Regions from separate parts of the Homo sapiens genome. Here region 2 is linked to region 1. The links are chromatin loops, found by intact Hi-C in ENCODE. Cell type or tissue: heart right ventricle. All regions are shown on one strand. Each heading gives the region's core, and the rest is flanking DNA. Links, peaks and the distances in the headings are about the cores only.

Region 1 (8,229 bases), core at 2,164-7,163:
CAGGCTGTTTTCAAACTCCTGGTCTCACACGATGCTCCTGCCTCAGCCTTCCAAATAACCCATACTTTTAAAATTCACAGGTATAGCAGGCTTTGTGACTGTGGTGTCCTGTGGTCTTTACAAGCTAAAGTACAGAAGAGATCAGAAAATGTCAATTCATCTTATTCACATGAGAGTTGCTGCCCAAGGATTTGTTGTTGGAGCTGTGACTCTAGGTAACCCGCTTAATTTGTATCTTATGTTCAGCTGTCTTTGAGAGTACATTTATTTATTTTATTCATTCATAGTAGAAGATGAATGTTGGGTCACAATGATGTAATGAGAGAGGGGTAGGAAAGACTGATCTTCCCTTAGTTGAGGTTGTGGCCCAGTTGTGCGCTTAATTTTTTATGAATGCAGCTGACAAAAACTGACAAAACCTATGGTAGAAAACTAGGGCAATGGGCTGTTCTTCTCTTTAGTGAAGGGAGTGGTGAATAGTTCCTATCCTATAACTCAAGCGCAGCAGTTATGGATAGATCACAGCCTATATTGTGGCTGTGATCCCCATCTCATGGCTAAGAGCAGCGATCGTATTTCCCAGCCTATCTGAACAGCAAATGTAGTTATTAGCTTAGGAAGAAGACATTTTTAGAGTCCACAAATCTCATCTGCCTTCTTCTTTCCTTCCAAGTTTCAGCAATAGGCAAATCTTTTTTTATTAGTCCATAAATTAAGCAAGACCTACCAGTCAAATCCAAAGAAAAGGTATAAAATTGTCTTCATTAATTCAGGTTATACCCAGAGCTAAATCAGGTAGTTCTAACAAGAAGTCCATTTTAGGACCTAAATTAATCTAAATTTGTTTGGCCTACATTAATGAGAACAGGTCACAATACTCTTAAGTCCCCTTCATGACGTGCAGAGTGGAGTCATCCTGCGTAGGATGGAAATTACAGAATGATGGGCATGGGGCTTGCAAGGAAAGTTACGTGGTAATAATCTTATTACTGTGAGCTGTAATGTGCTCCAAATACAGGAAGCCTTACTACAAAGTTACAGTCCTCATTTTCATCATTCAGCAAACATTGATTGAATGCCTGCTATGTACCAGACACTGTTTAGAAATATGACTCAGTCCCTACCCTTAAACAGTTTAGTCTCCTTAGGAAGACAGACCAAGAAAGAAAGAAGACAATATAAAGTTATAGATGCCGTGACAGAAATAGCACAGGCTGGCTGGGCGCAGTGGCTTGCACCTGTGATCCCACCACTTTGGGATGCCGAGGCGGGCAGATCAACTGAGGTAAGGAGTTCGATACCAGCCTGGCCAACATGGCAAAACCCCATCTCTACTAAAAAAATTACACACACACACACACACACACACAAAATAGCTGGGTGTGGTGGCACATGCCTGTAATCCCAGCTACTTGGGGGAGGCTGAGGCAGGAGAATCGCTTGAATCTGGGAGGTGGAGGTTGCAGTGAGCCGAGATCATGCCTTTGCACTCCAGCCTGGGCAATAAGAGTGAAACTCCATCTAAAAAAAAGCCAGGCACGGTGGCTCATGCCTGTAATCCCAGCACTTTGGGAGGCCAAGGCAGGAGGATCACTTAGGGTCAGGAGTTCAAGACCAGCCTGGCCAACATGGTGAAACCCTATCTCTACTAAAAATACAAAAATTAGCCAGGTGTGGCATGCGCCTGTAGTCACAGCTACTTGGGAGGCTGAGGCAAGAGAATCGCTTGAACCTGGGAGGCAGAGGTTGCAGTGAGTCGAAATCATGCCACTGCACTTTAGCCTGGGCATCAGAGCAAGACTCCATCTCAAAAAAAGAAAAAAAAATTTTTTTGCTATGGAAGCACAAACACAAGGGAGTGGTATTTAACTAGGGCTGGGAGGCCAGAGGAGGCTTCTTTAAGGATGTAAACCATGTACTGAACCAAGAATAAGGAGGAATTAACTAAGCAGAGAAGGACCTCAGGATTCTAGGCAGAGGAAAAAACAAAGGCACAGAAGCATGGCATGTAAGTGGAACTCTACATAGCTTGGTAGGCGAATCAGTGTTTGAGGAGAAAAGCAACACTACTAGTAGTAATGTTTAATGAGGGATTTATTACAGGTATTTGAACTTATATAATTATGAGGCTCTTGCTTATGAAATCTGGAGCTGGGGCCTGAAGTGAGCCGGGAAAGGAATTAGAAAAGAAAGGAAAGTAGGCCAGGCATGGTGGTTTGCACCTGTAATCCCAGCACTTTGGGAGGCCGAGGCAGGGGTATCACTTGAGGTCAGGAGTTTGAGACAAGCCTGGTCAACATGGTGAAACCCCATCTCTACTTAAAATACAAAAATTGGCTGGGAGTAGTGGTGCATGCCTGTAATCCCAGCTACTCAGGAGGCTGAAGTAGGAGAATTGCTCGAACCTGGGAAGCGGAGGCTGCAGTGAACCAAAACCACGCCACTGCACTCCAGCCTGGGTGAAAGGGCAAGACTCCATCTCAAAAAAAAAAAAAAAAAAAAAAAAGAAAAGAAAAGAAAGGAAAGTAGAAGCAAGGAAAATCCAGAACCTGCAAAGATGAGCTAGAACAATACACAGGACAGACTGGAACCCTTGTGGGTTTTCAGCCATCTCCAAGCCTCCACATTCACTGACGGAGGTGAAATATAGAAAATGCCAATGCCTTTCATCCTGGGGCTAAACATGGAGCTGGCAAAGGGGTCAGAGAAGGTGAAGGAGAAAATTCAGCAGGAGCCATGGTGGCTGTGCTCATGATTGCTGAACCCTGCCAATAAAGTGAGCCAGCAGAGAAGCAAAACTGTACCGCAACAGTGTCTTCCAGACATAAGAAGAATTCGACTGCTGCATCATTTCCACCTTCTAAATCTCATACAGGATGTCTCTTTTGCACTAACCCTGGTAATAAAAGGAAAGGAATTCTGGAAAATGCAGTTACAGGCTACTTCAACTGACATAATATAAGCCTACCACTGTCCAGCCCTTGTCAACTTGACATCCATATATACCTCTATTAATTACTCTTAACTTCCAAATAAAGACAGTGTCAAAATCAGCCACCCCTTGTATATCCAAAAGCATGCTAGTTATCTCCCAAAAGAGGATACAGAATCCCTTCATACGTCTTTGGATGATGATGATTCCTCTTTGAGCTGAATCACATTCCCCTTTGATATCCTATGACTTAAATCCTGAGATATAAGGTTGAATCCTATTAACACTTCTTATGTTAGATGATAGGTAAATGGACGTGGGGAATAGAAAAAAATTGGGCTAATCTATACATAAATGCATTCATATCAAAATAAGGAAGAAACACTCCTAAATATCACAGTCTGTTTCTGCAGCTGGTCAGATGGTTATTGCTAGTATTATATCTATATTCATCCACTACACATTTCATATCCCCTTTGCTTTCAGCAAGTACCTTGGCTACTCATGGTTATTTGACTGGTGGGGTGACCCAAACCTTCATTCCTTCATGCCTAACCTGGATTATTAGGCATCCTGCCTGTGTTGGATTTAGTTTTCCATTGTCTTTAATCACAGGACATGGGAGTACCAAGAAGTGCCCTAAAAGATATAATGCATTCCAATTTCCCCTTGATGTTCAGAACAAATTAATATAATGAACTAAAGGGATGTCCTGTGTAATGAAGAGATGATCAAGGTCCCTGCAGACTAGATTATGACATACGGCTGGAGAGTTCACACAGCCCTGATATTAGGCAGTGAAAGCATACTGTGGGCCCTGCCAGGTGAAAGCAAATGCTTCTGATTATCTTTAGTAAAAGATATACAGAAAAAAGCATTCAACCAGATTAACAGCTGCATACCAAAAAGCAAATGTTATGTTGATTTGCTCCAGCAGCAAAACCACATCTGGATAGCAGAGTGACCACCTGATTAAGTTTATAGGAATAGTATCATTCTCCAAGATCCATCTGTCTTCTGCCAAATAGGCAAACTAAATGGGGATGTTTTAGGAATCACCACTCTGGTATCTTTTTTCAAAGACTTTTTGTAGAGGCAGAGTCTCACTATGTTGCCCAAGCTCAAACTCCTGACCTCAAGCAATCCTCCTGCCTTGGCCTCCCAAAGTGTTGGGATTACAGGCACGACCCATTGCATCTAGCCACTCTGGCATCTTTGAAGTCCTTGATGATGGCACTAATCTCTACAATCCCTCTAGGAGTAGGGTAATGCTTTTGTTTTATGTTTGTGGGTTTTTTTGTTTTTGTTTTTTGAGACAGGGTCTTGCTCTGTCACCCAAGTTGGAGTGTAGTGGTATGATCATGGCTCGCTACAGCCCCAAACTCCTGGGTTCAAGCAATCCACCCACCTCAGCCTCTTGAGTAGCTGGGACTACACGTGTGCACCACCATGCCTGGCTAATTTTTAATTTTTTTTTTTTTTTTGTAGAGGTGAAGTCTTGCTACATTGCCCAGGCTGATCTTCACCTGGTGGGCTCAAGCAATCCTCCCACCTCAGCCTCCCAAAGTGCTGGGATTACAGTTGTCAGCCACCGTGCCCAGCCACTGGTTTACTATTTTTCCTTCCACTTGGTATTTCCTACTATAATAGCCCTTACTTTGCAGGTCAGGGGACCAGTGTAAGAATTCTGACAGTTGATGAGTATGTCTATTCCAATTACACATTCCAGAACTGAGGAATAACAGAGAGTGGGTTCAGTGACCCACCAGGCTTGACTATGAAACAGACCCACAGCAAAACTCCATTAACCACCTGACCTCCACAAACCCCTACTTTGACTGGTAGGCCACACTCATTCTACCAAAGTATGGATTAGTGTCAATTTAGAACCAGGATTCAAAAATCCCCCATAAATGTGATTCTTTTCCCTTCCTTGGTGAACAGGTACCCTGGTAAATGAGCACAGGTCCCCTTTGGGAAAGGCTAGAAGGAAGACTTACATCTATTTTTGTCTGTCGAACATGGTCTTTCCTTAAGGGGATCTGGCTCCCTCTTCATTCAAGGGATTTCTGGGCCTGTGAAAATGACTCAATTCTAGGAATTGGTCAAGGAGCCCTGGCTCTTTATTGTGGTGATTCAAGTTAGACTTTTGTTCACCAAACCTAGAGCTTTTCTGCTTCTGCCCATAAGTTTCAGTTCTAGGGATACCATAATCAGTTAGCCAATGCCAAAGATCTCTGTGGCTTACTTAGACTATTCTGATGACCACTTAGGCTTTGCTGCCCATCACAACAATCATGCTTTCCTTGTCTTTGTCAATCAAATGCTACCACTTGACCCCCACAGCCTCAGGATCCCATCATCCCCATTGAATTTAGGGAGCCCAGCAGTTTGCACTGTCATTTCTGGCATACAGAGAACAGTCACCACAGGACTCTTGTCAGGGCTACCCTGACAAATGTCTTTCTCACAACCTTAGTTTAGGGAGTGGGTAAGCAGGATAAATTTACTCTAACATACCAATCTCCCTAATCCTTTGGATACCTACCTCTGTGGCAGTTTCTGAACCTCAGCACTACTGACATTTTGGGCTGGATTCTTCTTTGTTGTGGAGGATTGTCCCATGCATTGCAAGATGCCTAACAGCATCCCTGGTCTCCACCCAAGAGATGCCAGTAGAACTCCTTCCCACCTCCACACCCTCAGTTGTGACAACCAAAAACATCTCCAGACATTACCATATTTCCCTGGGGAACAAAACTGCCCCTGGTTGAGAACCATTACTCTACCAAGGAAGTTCTGGCATTTCAATTTCATTTAGTGGAGATTACCTTTTGGTCCAAGTTTCAGTCATTCTCAGACAGGATGGAAGGACTGCTTCTATTGGCAAAGGAGTCTCACTAAAATTTAAGTGTTCAAAGACCCATTTCATTTATGTCTGCCACATCTTCCCAATTTTCAGTGTCCCACTCCTTCTAAAGCAATGGTTTAACATAAGTGACTTTGTGAGGTTGGGGATTGAATTTGTATTGTGATGAGCCACTCACAGGATTCGGGAGGCCAAGGTGGGTAGATCATTTGAGGTCAGGAGTTCGAGAACAGCCTGGCCAACATGGTGAAACCCCCATCTCTGCTAAAAATCCAAAAATTAGCCAGGCATGGTGGCATGTGCCTGTAATCCCTGCTACTCGGGAGGCTGAGGTAGAATCACTTGAACCCAGGAGGCAGAGGTTGCAGTAGGCCAAGATCACACCACTGCACTTCAGCTTGGGTGATGGAGCAAGACTCAGTCTCAAAAAAAAAAAAAAGAAAGAGAAATAGGGTCTTGCTCTGTCACTCAGGCTGGAGTGCAGTGGTGCAATCATGGCTCACTGCAGCCTCAAACTCCTGGGCTCAAGATATCCTCCTGCCTCTTCTGGGCTTAAGAGATCCTCCTGCCTGCCTCATTCCCACAGAGCTGGGACTACAGGTATGCATCATCATGTCTGGCTAATTTTAAAATTTTTTCGTAGAGGTGGGATCTCCCTATGTTGCCCAGGCAAGTCTCAAATTCCTGGGCTCAAATGGTCCACTTGCCTCAGCCTCTCAAAGTGCTGGGATTACGGGCATGAGCTACCAGACCTGGCCTTTATTTTTTGTAGAAATGAGGGTCTCACTTCATTGCCCAAGCTGGTCTCGAACTCCTGACCTCAAGCGAACTCCCACCTCAGCTTCCCAAAGTGCTGGGATGACAGGTATAAGCCACCATGCCTGGCCTAATGGGTGATAATTTAAGAAACTATTTTGCTACTAAATGCCATGGACTGTTAGCATCCTCCTTATAACTGAAAACATGGCCATTAATGCCTTTAAATCTAAACGGATCAGAGAACCAATTCCGGATAACCCAGAACCATTTCAGAGAACCTATCATGCTGGTTCTGTTCCTCTGGAAGTACTTCTAATTCCAAACTGTATCAGTCAAGATTCAGACAAGCAAAACTACCAGTAGTGATATATAAAAAGTGATTTAGGCTGGGTGTATTGGGAGTCCAAGGCAGGAGAATCACTTGAGCCCAGGAGTTTGAGACCATTCTGGGCAACATGGCGAATACCCTATCTCTACAAAAAATTAAAAAGTTAGCCAGGCAAGCTGCATGCACCTGTGGTCCCAGCTACTCGGGAGGCTGAGATGAGAGGATGGCTTGAGCCCAGGAGGTCGAGGCTGCATGAGCCTTGCTCACGCCACTGCACTCCAGCCTTGGCCACAGAGCGAGGCATTGTCTCAAATAATAAGAAGAAGAAGGAGGAGGAGGAGGAGGAGGAGGAGAATGAGGAGGAGGAGGAGAAGGGATTTATTACAGAGATATGACCTTAAAACATTTTTGGAGTTGGCTAAACAGTTTATGCGAAGCTGTTGCTTATGTTTCTAATACTGGGGACTGAAGTCAGTAAGGCAGCAGTTGGGAAGGAAAGATAAACTGGAATCTGCAAGGATGAACTAGAACCCAAGAAGACAGATGAGAACTTGTCAGACTTACTGCCTCCCAACTTACCGTAATCTCCACTCCAGTTACACTGATTCTTTTTTTGTGTGTGTGTGGGGGGAGACAGGGTCTTGCTCTGTCATCCGGCTGGCGTGCAGTGGCGTGATCACGGTTCACAGCAACCTCAAACTCCTAGGCTCAAGTGATCCTCCCACCTCAGCTTCCCTAGCAGCTGGGACTACAGGCGTGTGCCACCATGCCCAGCTAATTTTTGTTTGTTTTGAGATGGAGTCTCACTCTGTTGCCCAGGCTGGAGTGCAATCTCAGCTCACTGCAACCTCCACCTCCCAGGTTCAAGTGATTCTCCTCACTTTGCCTCCTGAGTAGCTGGGATTACAGGCACCCGTCACCACACCTGGCTAATTTTTGTATTTTTAGTAGAGATGGGGTTTCGCCATGTTGGTCAGGCTGGTCTCAAACTCCTGACCTCAAGTGATCCACCCGCCTTGGCCTCCCAAAGTGCTGGGATTACAGGCATGAGCCACCACGCCTGACCCTAATTTTTTTATTTTTTTGTAGAAATGGGTCTCGCTATTTTGACTAGGCTGGTCTCTAACTCCTGGCCTCAAGTGATCCTCCTCCCTTGGCCTTCCAACGTGGTGGGATTACAGGCATGAGCCCCCACCACGCACCGCATTTATATTGTTTATAAATAAATGCACAGTTTAGCTGGGCACGGTGGCTCACGCCTATAATCCTAGCACTTTGGGAGGCAGAGGCGGGTGGATCACCTGAGGTCAGGAGTTCGAGACCAGCCTGGCCTACATGGTG
Region 2 (8,229 bases), core at 1,054-6,053, 120 kb before region 1:
GCATATACTTGCTTTATGAGTATGTTAAACCTCTACTATCTGTCATAGCAAGACCCGTCATCCTTATCACGTTGGCTATGGGTTTAAAAAAAGAAAAAAAAAGTCATCTTGCCTTGTTTACAAAGGCATACACAATCTGACCACATCTCACACACACAGAAATACACACACCCCAACTGTGTTTTTCTCCTCCTAATATCACCTTCCACTAAAATATCTGGGGAATAAGGACTTTGTTTCTTGTCAGCCCTCAGAGATCAGCTCATGCTGCAATTTGTTTCTCCAATATCACCTCCTCCACCCCAATTTCGGCACAGCTCTGAGACTCTGCTCCCTTCCCCACATGTTACCATGTGTAAGCCCCAAACTCATATACTCCTTTTATCTAATGCTGCCAACTGCACCAGCCTCGGAAGGATGGTATGAGCAAGGCAACTGTCCTTTTATTGACCTCTACGTTAACTCTCCACCACCTCACCAACTTCCCACAGCCCACACGGTCTTCTTATTACTGAAGGTGTTGGGTTAACAAAGGCAAAGTTCAGTATAGGTCAAGATAGGAATGACAGAACAATTTAAAACTGAACATTAGGTATCACTCTTAAAAACTCTGGGTTATGTTAAAGAAAAATTATTCAGTGATACTCATTAAAGCACAGCAAGGCAGACTTTATTCAGGACCATCCAGATAGGGATAGGGACCATGGCAATGGGATTTTGTAATGGGTAGAGGGACTGGGCTAAAATCCAAACAGAGCAGAGCCAAGGGAGAATTTACAGCCACGGAGCAGGAGAGACGTGTCAGTGGATGGAAAATTACTAAGAGGTAGCATCAGGAGTAATGGCATTCCGGCTAACCGACCTAACAGGATTCTTGCTGGACAGGCCAGGGTGATCAGACATCACCTGGGGGATAGTGGTGGATGAGGAAGCCGATCAGACCTTGAGGGTGAGGGGTTCTTTCTAAACTGACCTACCTATTCCTCGGCCGCCTCCCACACCTCCGGGCCTCACTCGCGCCTCCCCGCCAGGCCGTGCGCCCCGCGTGCCCAGGGCGGGTGGGAAGTACCTGCCGCCATCTTGCTCACCAGCCTCCAAAATGCGGCTGGGGCTCCTGAGCGTGGCGCTGTTGTTTGTGGGGAGCTCTCACTTATACTCAGACCACTACTCGCCCTCTGGAAGGCACAGGCTCGGCCCCTCGCCGGAACCGGCGGCTAGTTCCCAGCAGGCTGAGGCCGTCCGCAAGAGGCTCCGGCGGCGGAGGGAGGGAGGGGCGCATGCAGAGGGCAGTACCTGTTCGTGCCTGTCTCTGGGGAGCCTCTCTTACCTTTTCCCCACCGCTATAGTCTTTGAATTCGGGTTTCTCCTTTTCTGTTGTCCCAATGGCCTTTAACCAAAATTTTACATACCTAAGCAGTTTCTAGACCGGCTGTAATAACAGTAGTTGTAATAGTGAAATGACACATTTGTATTGTGAATCTGTATTTTCTCCTCAAAACATTCTGGGTTTTATCATCCCCATTTTATAGATTAATAAGTCAGGGGATAAAGAGTTGAAAGGGAGGGCTATTAGGTGACCATTTCATACTATAGTTGAGAAAAATTAGCCCAACAAGTGAAATGGTGAGCATTAGAATTTGCGGCTCTCGACTCACCGTTCCCAGGCTCTTTAACTGCTATTTCACACAGGGAAGAATGTGATACGTGGCCAAAAATTTTTATTTTTATATTTTTGGGGAATAGAGTTTTAAAATTAATGAATTGTGTTGACTTCATGTCTATTTGTAAGTAATCGATTATGGCATATTTGTCTTAACTCTCCAAGTTTCTTTCAAAATATGGGCGTGTCTCCGGTATGTTAGCTTGCTTTGTGTTTTTAACATAGGAATTTAAAGGATTGCATTAATATGTTCAGCTTAGGAAGTAACACATACTATAGATGCTCAGTCCAAATAATATATCATTTTTATTTTTAGATTGTGGAACAGCACCGCTTAAGGATGTGTTGCAAGGGTCTCGGATTATAGGGGGCACCGAAGCACAAGCTGGCGCATGGCCGTGGGTGGTGAGCCTGCAGATTAAATATGGCCGTGTTCTTGTTCATGTATGTGGGGGAACCCTAGTGAGAGAGAGGTGGGTCCTCACAGCTGCCCACTGCACTAAAGACGCTAGGTACGTATTCAGAACACAACTATTTTTATGCTCTTAGGGGATATTTTGAAGTGATAGAGGACCATTTAACTTCAGCCATTTTCAGCTAAGCTATGTTTGCAAATAGCCATAATGCCTTATATATAGTACAGTGTATTTGTTGAAAGGAATCCTTTATTTATTATTATTATTATTATACTTTAAGTTCTGGGGTACATGTGCAGAACGTGCAGGTTTGTTACATAGGTATACATGTCCATGGTGGTTTGCTGCACCCATCAACCCATCATCTAACTACATTAGGTATTTCTCTTAATGCTATCCCTCCCCTAGCCCCCTACCCAGGAATCCTTTATTTTTTACTTTTTTTTTTTTGAAATGGAGTGTCACTCTGTTACCCAGGCTGGAGTGCAGTGGTGCAATCTTGGCTCACTGCAACCTCCGCCTCCTGGGTTCATGCGATTCTTCTGCCTCAGCCCCCGGAGTAGCTGGAATTACAGATGCCTGCCATCATGTCCAGCTAATTTTTGTATTTTTAGTAGAAAAGGGGGTTTCACCATGTTGGCCAGGCTGGTCTTGAACTCTTAACCTCACGTGATCTGCCCGCCTCAGCCTCCCAAAGTTCTGGGATTACAGGTGTAAGCCACCATGCTCGATCATGGATCTTTTAAATTAGAGGCTGGTAAACTTCCTATAAAGGTAGTAAATATTTTACACTTTGAAGGTCATATGGTCTCTCTCACAATTGCATGAAAACCAGCACTGAAAATAAGTAATTGAATGAGTGTGGCTATAATCCAATAAAACTTTATGAACACTGAAATCTGAATTTCATATGTTTAACGTGTCATGAAATATTGTGGTTGATTCAGCCATTTAAAAATGTAGAGTAGGGCATGTTGGCTCATATTTGTTATCCCAATGCTTTGGGAAGCCAAGACGGGAGGATCACTTGAGGCCAGGAGTTTGAGACCAGCCTGGGAAATATAGCGAGACCCTGTCTCTATATTTAAAAAAATTGTTAATGTAAAAAACATGCTTTATGGACTGTATGAAAACAAGAGACATGCCAGATTTGGCCTTCACTATTAGACTCTTTGAAAAAGAGACTCTCTTTGCTTCATCTCCATTGACCCATAAAATCCAACTGCAGTCTGATTTTTGTGGCCAAATGCTGTTAAAGATCCACTTCCATGCCAAATCCAATGACTTCATCTCAGTTCCCATCCTTTTTGACCTCTACAGCCTTTGGCAATGTTGACCACATTCTCTTCTTGAAATTATCTCTTTTCTTGATTTCTAAGACACCATTCTCTACTTTTTTCTCCTGCTTCTTTGATGAGTCTTTGTCATCCTTTACATTGCAGTGTTTTCTAGAGTTTGCCCTCTGCCCTCTGTCATTCTGTACTCTTTCCTAGAGATGTCTAATCTACCTCTGTTTCAGCAATCACCATGTGCTGTCAACTCCTAGGTCTCTCCTGATGAGTCATATTTCCAGCTTTATTGGAGTCACATTTTAAATAAGTCCAAAATGGAATTTACTTTCCTCTGATACTATTTCTTCTCTATTTTCTCAGTTGATAGCATCATCAACAGCTCCATTACCCAGAGAGTTATCTAATTTCTCCCACTTCAGCTATCCAAGTAGTCTCCAAGGCCTGTGAAGGCTCTCTGTGCAGTATCTTACATTTGCTTCTTCTGTCCCTCCACCCTCCCTACTGATTAAAAGTACATCCAGAATATCAGTCTCTATATTCCTAGCTTATGACTTATCATACTTATATTTACACTACTACTTTGATAATAACTATCCTAATTAATATGAAATGGTAGCTCATTGTGGCTTTTATTTCCATTTCCCAAATTACTAGTGATGTTAGGCATCTTTCTATGTGCTTATTGGCCATTTGTATATCTTCTTTGGAGGAATGTCTATTCAAGTCCTTTGTCCATTTTTGAACTGGGCTCTTTGCTTTTTTGTTGTTGAGTTGTAGGAGTTCTTTATGTATTCTGGATATTAATCTGTTGTCAGACACATTATTTGCAAATATTTTCTCCCATTCTGTGGGTCATCTTTTCACTCTCGATATTGTCCTTTGATACACAAAAGCTTTTAATTTTGATGAAGTCAAATTTATCTATTTTTTTTCTTTTGTTGCCTGTGTTTCTGGTGTAATATGTAAGAAATCATTATATCAAATCCAGTATCACGAAGCTTTTCCCCTATGTTTTCTTCTAAGAGTTTTATAGCTTTAGCTCTTAGATTTAGGTCTTTGATTCATTTTGAGTCCATTTTTGCATAAGGTATCAGGTAAGGGTACAATTTCATTGTTTTACGTGCAGCTATCAAGTTTCCCCAGCACCATCTATTGAAAAGTTTGTCCTTTCCCCATTAGATGGTATTGGCATCTTCATTGAAAATCAATTGATCATATAGAGAGGGTGTATTTCTGGGCTCTCAATTCTTCTCCACTGATGTATATATCTGTCCTTATGCTAGTATCACACACTCTTTGGATTAGTATGGATCTATAGTAAGTATTTTTTCTTGGTGGTGTTTTTGTTTTTTGTTTTGTTTTTTAGACAGAGCCTTGCTTTGTCACCCAGGTTGGCATGCAGTGGCATGATCTCAGCTCACTGCAACCTCCACCTCCCAGGCTCAGGTGATCCTCCCACCTCAGCCTCCTGAATAGCTGGGACTACAGGTGTGCACCACCATGTCTGACTAATTTTTGTATTTTTTTGTAGAGACAGAGTTTCACTATGTTGCCCAGGCTGGTCTGAAACTCCTGGGCTCAAGTGATCTTCCCAGTTTGGCCTCCCAAAGTGGTAACTGCAGGTGTGAGCAACTGCATCCGGCCTGCAGTAAGTTTTGAAATCAGGAAATGTGAGCCCTCCAACTTTGTTCTTATTTTTCAAGATTATTTTAGCTATTTGGAGTCTCTTAATATTCCATATGAATTTTAGGATGGGTTTTTCTGTTTCTGCAAAAAAAAAAATGTCATTGGGATTTTGATAGGGATTGCATTCAGTCTAAAAACTTTTTTTTTTTTTTTTTTTGAGACGGAGTCTCGCTCTGTTGCCCAGGCTGGAGTGCAGTGGCGCGATCTCGGCTCACTGCAAGCTCCGCCTCCCGGGTTCAGGCCATTCTCCTGCCTCAGCCTCCCGCGTAGCTGGGACTACAGGCGCCCCCCACCATGCCTGGCTAATTTTTGTATTTTTAGTAGAGACGGGGTTTCACCGTGTTAGCCAGGATGGTCTCCATCTCCTGACCTCGTGATCCGCCCGTCTCGGCCTCCCAAAGTGCTGGGATTACAGGCGTGAGCCACTGTGCCCGGCCCCTAAAAACTCTTTAAAAAGTTTACAGTCTACAGAGCAATATGGGGAAGTCCACTTTTTCCCATATTGGGGAAAAGATTGCTTTGGGTGGTTCTGTCATCCTTTTGTTTTTTTTATTTTTATTTATTTTTATTTTTTATGAGAGGGAGTTTCGCTCTTGTTGCCTAGGCTGGAGTGCTACAAGAAGACATAAATGAATAAATGAAAATACATCCTGTGTTCATGGATTGGAGGACAGTATTATAAGATGACAGAACCTGCTGGGTGTGGTGGCTCACACCTGTAATCCCAGCACTTTGGGAGGCTGAGGCAGGAGGATCACCTGAGGTCAGAAGTTTGAGACCAGCCTGGCCAACATGGTGAAACCCTGTCTCTACTAGAAATACAAAATATTAGCCAGGCGTGGTGGTGGGTGCCTGTGATCCCAGCTACTCGGCAGGACAATCACTTGAACCTGGGAGGCGGAGGTTGCAGTGAGCTAGATCATGCCACTGAACTCCAGCCTGGGCGAAAGAGCGAGACTTCATCTCAAAAAAAGAGAAAAAATATATATATATATATACACATATATATTCTTCAACTAGATCAGCGTGAGGGAGATGCTTAGGTCTGAGTTCTTTCACCAGTAATATGAGGTACGGGACTACTTGGCCAAGTTTAGTTATTAGTGTCTAGTTTTTTACACTAGTTACTGGAAGACAGGCTTGTCCTTTTTCATCAAGTTTATGGTGATAACTTTATGTTTTAAGTATTTTTTGCAGGTTTGGAAACTCTGTTGGAAAGTTGATTTCTATTTTGAAGGCCCCTTTATCAAATAAAAGGTTGTCAGGAAAAAAAAAAAAAGCCTTGCCAAGTCAATAAATGAGATTTATCAAGTTGGATGCTTGTTATTATAAAGTATTTAATTTCACATTGGTAGATATCTTCAAGCTCCCTCATCGACTTCCTGCTGGCCACTGTGTTGGATTTGCCTTCCCCACTTCCCACCCAGAAATCGGTTTAGTCTCTAAGAACCAGTCATGGTCTTTACTCCTTTTCAAAGCACTGGATTCTGATATGCAGCCAGATTCATCACATGAGGAATGATATTTGGGGCGGAGCTGTCTATAGCTAGGTGTCTCTGAAGGGATTGTTTTTGTCGTTGTTGTTTTGTTTTTTGTCTGCCCTTTTTCTCCCTTTCACTGAATGGCTTCCTTATAACATGAACTTACATATGATGTGTTATCATTCTACCTCATAATCTTTCAGTTTCAGCTCCTATTGCCAACTGGCCTTCTCATCAATTTTCATGGTGAATTATCTGATTATCCCAACCCAGCTTTTCAATCAGGTGATACCACCATTGCTCAATTTATGAATAAACCTTTATTAGAGGCCCACCCCTTTCCCAGAGAGCTGTGGTCAGGGGATCTGGGGTCATGTATTAAATGAGAGCACCTTGACAACAGAGTGGGCAGGGCACTCATCCTTGCATAGGATATGGATATGAGTATATAAGCACCAATGGATATTTCTTTTTGTTTGTTTGAGACAGGGTCTTGCTCTATCACCTAGGCTGGAGTGCAGTAGCACAGTCTTGGCTCACTGCAGCATCAATCTCCCAGGATAAATTGGTCCTCCCACTTCAGCCTCCCCAGTAGCTGGGACTACAGGCATGTGCTACCATGTCTAATTTTTGTGTTTTTTGTAGAGATGGGGTTTTGCTATATTGCCCAGGCTGGTCTCTAACTCCTAAGCTCAAGCTATTTTCCTACCTCGGCCTTCCAAAGGGCTGGGATTACAGGCATGAGACACTGCATACAGCCACCAATGGATATTTTTAGAAAAGGGAAAGAGGATACTGTTTTAATTATCTCTATGTAACTGGAACTGAGAAAGAATATGTTGTAGTCCAGCAGCCCACTGATATCTACTAAAACCTAGAGGCTTTTTCGTACAGCCAGTCCTAACTCACATTAGTAGAAATGACCTGTTGGATCTATTTTTCTTTTCTCAGTTTTCTCACTTATGCACTTATTTTCTTTTTAAAGTTAAGGCATAATTTACATGCAGTAAAATTCACCTTTTAAAAAATGTTCTGTTCTACAACTTTTGACAGTGTAGATAGTCATGTAATTACTACAATCAAGATTTAGAACAGTTCCATAACCTTAAATCCTCTCATGACCCTTTGTAGCCAACCCCTGCCCCTGCATCCAGCCCTTGGCAGCCATTGATCTGTTGTCTATCCCTTACAGTTTTTCCATTTCCAGGATGTGATATAAAGAGAGTCATGCAATGTATAGCCATTTGAGCTTGGCTTGTTTACCTAGCAGAATGCATTTGAAATTCATCCATGCTGTTTTGTGTGTCAGTAGATCATTCCTTTTTAAAAAAAAAAAAAGACAAAAATAATTTTATTAAGATATAACTTAACATGTAGTAAAATTCATTATTCTTAAAGTACAGTTCTGTGAATTGGACAAACGCATACAGTCATGTGATTACCAATAGAAGGCACAGAACAAATTTCTTCACCTCCAAAAATTCCCCCATACCCCTTTCAGGTAAACCCCCTCCCTCCTTCATTGCCAGGCAACCACTGATCTATTTTCTGTCTTTATAGTTTTTCTTTTTCCAGAGTGCCATATAAATGGAATCATATGGTATGGAGCCTTATGAGTTTGGTTTCACTTAGCATAATGCATTTGAGATTCATCCATGTTATTATGTGTGTCACTACTATTTGTTTTTATTGCT

What was found. A loop is a pair of places that touch in the nucleus more often than their neighbours do. Peaks named below come from ENCODE experiments on the same cell type or tissue, not always from the same donor. Only the 100,000 strongest peaks of a DNase experiment are listed, where the experiment ranks them.
Region 2: it touches region 1 in a loop (2.1-fold over the local background); 3 of 110 quality-filtered maps call a loop at or near these places.

The regions. Positions count from the first base shown.
Region 1 is chr12:50,960,888-50,969,116 of GRCh38, forward strand. It overlaps HIGD1C (HIG1 hypoxia inducible domain family member 1C), which reads left to right. Exons shown (of 5, transcript NM_001109619.4): 4 at 81-215. It also overlaps a transcript of SLC11A2 not described here. Among named protein-coding and RNA genes, the nearest start is that of HIGD1C, 12 kb to the left of the region's middle. In heart right ventricle, for the core only: no CTCF peak of the experiment used is centred there; no DNase peak of the experiment used is centred there.
Region 2 is chr12:50,841,866-50,850,094 of GRCh38, forward strand. It overlaps TMPRSS12 (transmembrane serine protease 12), which reads left to right and starts at 1,061. Exons shown (of 5, transcript NM_182559.3): 1 at 1,061-1,286; 2 at 1,977-2,172. The coding sequence starts at 1,100. In heart right ventricle, for the core only: no CTCF peak of the experiment used is centred there; no DNase peak of the experiment used is centred there; H3K4me3 peaks cover 543 bases; H3K27me3 peaks cover 273 bases.